2 separate regions of the Homo sapiens genome follow, and region 1 is linked to region 2. A link is a contact called in ENCODE Hi-C data. All regions are on one chromosome and are shown on one strand. The core of a region is the stretch at or near the end of the contact, and the rest is flanking DNA. Distances in the headings are between cores, read along the strand shown. Region 1 has its middle 3.6 kb from the start of KCNN4. Region 2 holds the start of ZNF45-AS1 (ZNF45 antisense RNA 1).

Region 1 (3,338 bases), core at 689-3,188, 120 kb after region 2:
CTAGACTTCCATATTGTGAGATATAGATATCTGTATATCATATACATCTGTATACACTATACATCTGTATACTATGCCATATACTATACTACATATCTGCATATACTATATATAGAGTGTGGGTGTATGTCTCTGTGTAATAACATAATATACATACATTTTTAACTGGCGGGGAACACAGAGATACAAAGAAGAAAATAAAAGCAGAAATGAAGAAAAAAGGAGAAAGGAGAAAAGCATGCACTTGGAGACTAAGACCAGGAGATAGAAACAGAGAAGCAAGACAAGGCGCAGTGGCTCACACTTGTAATTCCAGCACCTTAGGAGGACGAGGCAGGAGGATGGCTTGAGACCAGGAGTTCGCGACCAGCCTGGCAACATAGTGGGAACTGATTTTATGACCAAAAAAATGTTTTTTAATTAAAAAGAGAGAGAGAGAAGAAAGAAAGAAAGAAAAGAAAAAAGAAAGAGAGAGAGAAAGAAGAAAGAAAGAAAAAGAGAAAGAAAGAAAAAACAAGGACAATGATATACAGAGAGAAAAATGAAGACTGAGAGCAAAGAAGAGACTGAGATTGATGGAATCACGAGGTCTCCCTCCTTTAGCCTGGAAACTCCACAAGAGCAAGAATTTTGTCCATTTTTGTTCATTACATATCGCCAACTCCTTGAGCAGTGCCTGGCACTCAGTAGGTGTTTTGCTCTATGTTGGCAAGAAACCAGGCTGGACAGGGAGAGTGTCTGCAGTTGCCTAAGTGAACACTAGGTGACAGTATTTATAAGCCCTGGAGCTTCCAGGCTCCAAGGTCCCAGAGATGGCGGTGGAGGATTTGCCGCCACTGACCTCTGACTTTCAGGATCTCTTCCTCGGGGCTCAGCCCTGCCTTTCCCTGCACAAGCCTTGGGCGATGAATGACCTTTCCGCCTGAGACACCCTCTTCACTCTCCTTCACCAGCCTGCCCAGTTAAACAACTCTTTGTCCCTGGCCCCTTCCTGCTGGGCCCCGAGGCACCTGGGTTCTTTCCAGGCCCGGAGATGGGGCTGCGACAGAGGTGGTGCAGCTGGGACAAGGCCAAGGAAAAATCCTGGAGACTCTGGAATCAGTTCTTCCAGTGTATGAGACCCAGCCCCTCCTCCCTCAGACCCAGGGGTCCAGACCCCAGCACCTCCTCCCTCAGACCAGCAGTCCAGGCCCCAGCCCTCCTCCCTCAGACTCAGGAGTCCAGACCCCAGATCCTCCTCCTTCAGACCCAGGAGTCCAGGCCTCAGCCCCTCCTCCCTCAGACCTAGGAGTCCAGATCCAGCCCCTCCTCTCTCAGACCAGCAGTCTAGACCCCAGCCCCCCTCCTCCCTCAGAACCAGGAGTCCAGACCCCCTGCCCCTCCTCTCTCAGACCAGCAGTCCAGACCCCATCCCCTCCTTCCTCAGACCCAGGAGTCCAGACCCCAGCCCCTCCTCCCTCAGACCCCCTCCTCCCTCAGAACCAGGAGTCCAGACCCCCAGCTTCTTCCTCCTGGACCCTTCCTCTTAGGCATTTTGAGGTCCTCTACTATTCCCTCTCCCTCTCTTTTACACAAACCCCTCTCTCCCTCCACTCCCCATTCTAGGATTGAGACCAAGGGTGAGTCACAAGAAGCCCTGAGGCCCTGAGTCACCTCGCCCTCCCCCCTTGGCCCCTCCCTGGGCTGGAGGCAGCTGGCTGAGGAGTGAAGCAGTTTCCTAGGACTGACCCCTGCATCCCAGGACTGCAGTTTGAAGGCAGGTGCCCTTCCCACTGTAACCCCATCACTGCCACCCAGGCATGTCCATGCCCATCCTTTGCTGTTTTTCTCTTTCAGTCATGGCCTATTTGGAGACAAAATTTCTCTGTGCTCTAACTTCCGTGTCTTGATTGTGTTTTCCGGTTTCTCTGCACCTGTGGGTCTCTTTGATTTTTTTTAATACATGCCCCCACCATCCCTGGCTGAATGCCTCGAGGTCTCTCTGATTATCTCTCTCTCCCTCTGTGTCAGTCTCTGTCTCCGTTTTTCACAAGTGCCTGAACTGGGGCACAGATGCCATGGCATGGCCGCAGCTGGAGCGCTATTTAGTGGCTTCTGACCCTTGGGTGGCCACAGTCTCTGGATCACTGGCCCTCAACCCCTGAGTGGGACTGGGGTAGAACCGGAAGGAACCAGGCTGTCCGTAGATGTGCCAGTGAACAGCAGAGAGAAACTGAGGCAGAGACAAGCATAGAGAGGCCCGGAGAGAGAGAGAGAGACCCAAGAGGAGACCAGGAGGCAGGGAGAGAGTGAAACAGAGACGGAGAGAAACACCGATTCAGCAAGAGACAGACAAAAACAGAGGGCCCTAGAGACGGAGAGATGGAGACAGAGTGAGACACGATGACAGAGACACAGGCAATGATGAACACAGAGAGAGACATGACAGAGAGACAGTGACGGGGAAAGAAGGAAACAGAGGAGCAGAGAGGGACACGAAGATGGAGAAAGGGACAGAGCGATGAGAGAGACACAGAGAGGCTAAGAGAGGCAGAGACAGAGAGACAGAGTGAAGAGAGACAGAGAGAGACAAAGGTACCAGGAGAGAAGAACAGAGACAGAGATAAAGACAAACCTGGCCAGGCACGGTGGCTTACGCCTGTAATCCCAGAACTTTGGGAGGCCGAGGCGGGTGGATCACCTGAGGTCAGAAGTTCACGACCAGCCTGGCCAACATGGTGAAACCTCGTCTCTACTAAAAATACGAAAATTAGCTGGGTGTGGTGGTGCACACCTGTAATATCAGCTACTCGGGAGGTTGAGGTAGGAGAATTGCTTGAACCTGGGAGGTGGAGGTTGCAGTGAGCCGAGATCGTGCCACTGCACTCCAGCCATGGGAGACAGAGCAAGACTCTATCTCAAAAAAAAAAAAAAAAAAAAAAAAGACAAACGCGGAGGTTTCCAGATCAGGAGAGACTGAGACAGGAAGCAAGTCCCAAAGAACCAGAGAAAGAGCCGGAGAGGGAGGAGAGAGACGCAGCGAGCCGGGCGGCCAGTGGGCAGGGGTGCCCAGGCTGCAGGCTCAGGAGTGCCCGGCGGCTGCACTTTCCCCAAGTGGACGCATGTGTGGTGTCTGGGCGCGCCCGGGTGTGTCTCCAGCCCTCTCCCGCCAAGTCTCGCCGAGTGGGTAATTGTGTGTGCCGAGGGGCGGAGCCCCCGCAAGGGTTGTGTTTTTGCCACTGGGCGTGTCCATGTGTATGGTTTGGTGTCTCTGGGTGTGTTTGTGTGGGCTGCCTTGGTGTGCAGTCAGACATGTCTGTGCGTGTCTCGCTTCCCTGGGGCTGGTGGGTCCAGGGTCC
Region 2 (3,056 bases), core at 101-2,600:
CTATTCCATCTTCCTGGAGGTCCCTTCTCAATTTTCTTTTTCTTTTTTTGTAGGGGGAGACAGAATCTCACACTTTCTCCCAGGCTGGAGTGCAGTGGCACGATCTCGGCTCACTGCAACCTCCACCTCCTGGATTCAAGCGATTCTCCTGCCTCGGCCTCCCAAGTAGCTGGGACTACAGGCACGGGCCCCCACACCTGGCTAATTTTTGTATTTTTACTAGAGACGGGGTTTTGCCATGTTGGCCAGGCTGGTCTCGACCTCCTGACCTCAAGTGATCCACCCACCTCAGCCCCCCAAAGTGCTGGGATTACAGGCATGAGCCACCACGCCCAGCCTTTTCACAATGTTTAAAATACCAATTTTCCTGAAAAGTACCCATATATTGAGTGCAATTCCAATAAAAATGGCAATGCCACAAACATCCCCATTCATGTATTTTGGTGAATATGTATACACTTACATTTGGGTTAAAGGTAAGAATGGAACTGCTAGGTTATAGCAAATGCATATATTCAAATTCAATAGATCTTGCCAAATAGTTTTCCCAAGTGATTATATCAATTTATACACTCGCCAGTAGACTACGATATTAAGTTTCTTTGACCTTAAAATTCATTTTCTTATTTTGAAAGAAAACATTTCTGTGGGCTCTCGGTACTTTGCCCATTCAGCCTAATGGATAAGTAGGCCATAGTAGTATTTACCTTGGACAAATCAGCCAGACTCGTATTTTAAGTGAGAGAATGGCAATTGGGCATGAGAAATTTCAGAGTGGGAGTAGGAGTGAAGGGAGAGGGCTTAAAAAATTTACATAATCTCAAAATCTGAAACAAACCATTTCATGTCCAAAGTAACACACTTAGAAACAAACCATAATCCGGAATACAACCCCATCCATGTTCTCACACAATGAATTTCACAATGTCACAGAGTGAAAACACAAAACGCACAGGCATTCTTTCTCTAAAACCAATGCACACTTAACGCCTTCTGTGCTCCTGGAGCTACTATAGGTGCTGGCGCTACCTGGGAGCGCGAAAAACAAAAGCCCCTGTCCTCAGCTCGCACCTAGAATACCAACCGTGGACCATACGCTGGAGCTCGCCAACTTCTCCTCTCACACGCAGGTTTGAGGCTTTGAGGTCTGCATGCCCGTGCTCTGCCTTCTCCAGCCGAGACTCAAGATTCCACTCGCCTCCTCTAAACACGCAGGACGACCTGAAATCATAGCCCTTAATAGAGCAAGTCAACCAACGGTACAGATGGTCAAGCTCTTGCTCATGTGCCCTCCGAGCATAGGCTACAGAATGGCGGGCGCCGTGGACATGGTTATTCCGGGTGGACTACATTTCCCAGAAGTCACCGCGCTAGGGTCACCCTCGAGCTCTAGATCTTTTTCCGGTGTCCGAGCTGCTGTAGCCCCTACGTGGTGAGTAGATCGTCTCCACAGAAATCAGCGGAGGCTTCCACAGTCCCTGGTTGGAATGGAACCGGCGGTGAGGATGAGAGGCGCTGAAGACCAGAAGACCCAGGGCGTGAACGGGGCGTGTCATCCCTGGAGTTTCAGTAGAATTTCAGGCCTGTCTGCTTGAGCAGCAGAGGAGGAGTTTCTGTGTGCCTGTGAGAGACTGTGTGTGTGTGTGTGTGTGTGTGTGTGTGTGAGATGAATGAACAGGGTTGTGTACGTGTGTGTGCGTTAGACAAATGAACAGTGTTGTGTACCTGTGTGAATTGTCACTGTGACTCCAGGCTCTAGGCTCTGCAGATTCCTCAGCCCTATCGCCTCACAGACACTTGGGATGTGCAGCAGGTAAAAGAGAGAAGCCAGATTCATGGAGGCGTGAAGGATCCCAGCAAGAAAACACAGACTTGATCTTGAGACGAGATTTTTGAAATTGGTTGCGGCCTCAAGGCAGGCTCTGAGAAGACTCGATAAAGAGTTCTCAGGAATAGGCATCCCTCCTGGATATTTCCCCCTTGGAAGCGCCGAGGAGCCAGCTCTATGTTTGTAACCATAGCATTTCTAAAGCTCCAGCCCCAGGAACCTGCTGTGAATTAGAGACAGATTCCACCCTAGGCATCACTGATCTTGGCCTCTCTTGTATTGGGAAGGTCAACACTGTTCCAGTTTCTCTCCTACTCCCATCTGGTTGTGCTCGGTGAAGTAGGTGAGCAGGTATGATCATTGAGGGTATTTTCTAAGTTACTGTGCTATCCAAGAAACCCCAGCTGTCTCATGATTGCCTTCTCTTTTCCAGTGCTACCCTTCTGTTAAAAAAAAAAAAAAAAAAAAGATCCTGAAAGAGGAAAGAATTTTTGCTACACATCTGAAAGCTAAAGTCCAGGTGAGTTTATATTTCCTCATTACTTGTAAGATGCTCTTTAATTTTAAAGACATGAGACCCTTTCTTCTCTTTGGAAATGTCCTGCCTAACAGTGACGTATCTGTGAATATGCCATTACAGCCTCCTTTCAAGGCCCTTAAGCCCTTCTCTTCATAATTTATTTAACCTTTTGCCTACTGCGAGCTATTATGTTTCTAATTGTTGACTAAAAACTAGTCTATAATGAACACCATTTTGCAGAGATCTTTGCTTCCTTTTATAGCCATTCCCTGAGGATAAACCCTAGTTTCAAAATTTGAGTCAAATATCAGATATTTACCATGTGCTTGTACTTGTTAGGATACAATGACAAAAAGATATAGTTGCTATCCTCAAATGACTTGGTATCCAGTAAGGAAAATGAAATCGGAATAGGGATAAGAAAGATAGTTGATGTGAAAGGCCACTAGAGAAATTCAGATGACCTGTCTTGGGAGTTCACAGGGAAGAGGCATCTTTCTGGCTATAGCAGCATTGTCAGGATATGATCGAACTGTGAGAACTCAGTGAAAGAAAATGGATCTTATACCTTAGAGTTTTTATTCTAATGATGTTAAATGCAAAGTGACATTAAATGGAACACGATGTCTTAACAGCTGCTTGTAGGACACTGTGATTAGGAGGATAGATTCAGAAGTAAAATAAACCCATCTATCAGGAATGTATAAT

The links. A loop is a pair of places that touch in the nucleus more often than their neighbours do. Pooled maps may share reads with other maps.
Region 1: a pooled map shows a loop between it and region 2 (2.2-fold over the local background). The contact joins the enhancer-like site here to the promoter of ZNF45-AS1 in region 2. A Hi-C loop is called at or near these places in 1 of 50 pooled maps.

What each region holds. Positions count from the first base shown.
Region 1 is chr19:43,782,916-43,786,253 of GRCh38, reverse strand. No RefSeq gene overlaps it. Among named protein-coding and RNA genes, the nearest start is that of KCNN4, 3.6 kb to the right of the region's middle. RefSeq lists cis regulatory regions at 601-1,048, 3,049-3,338, enhancers at 554-1,053, 1,054-1,555, 1,543-1,837, 3,183-3,338 and a silencer at 1,543-1,837. Within about 2 kb of position 1,938, at least 18 of the 41 ENCODE cell types and tissues checked have a DNase peak (open chromatin) inside an H3K27ac peak, as active enhancers do.
Region 2 is chr19:43,900,160-43,903,215 of GRCh38, reverse strand. It overlaps ZNF45-AS1 (ZNF45 antisense RNA 1), which reads right to left and starts at 1,350. Exons shown (of 3, transcript NR_184050.1): 1 at 1,072-1,350. It overlaps LOC100505715 (a long non-coding RNA gene), which reads left to right and starts at 1,413. Exons shown (of 3, transcript NR_038334.1): 1 at 1,413-2,179; 2 at 2,262-2,348. RefSeq lists an enhancer at 1,410-1,479.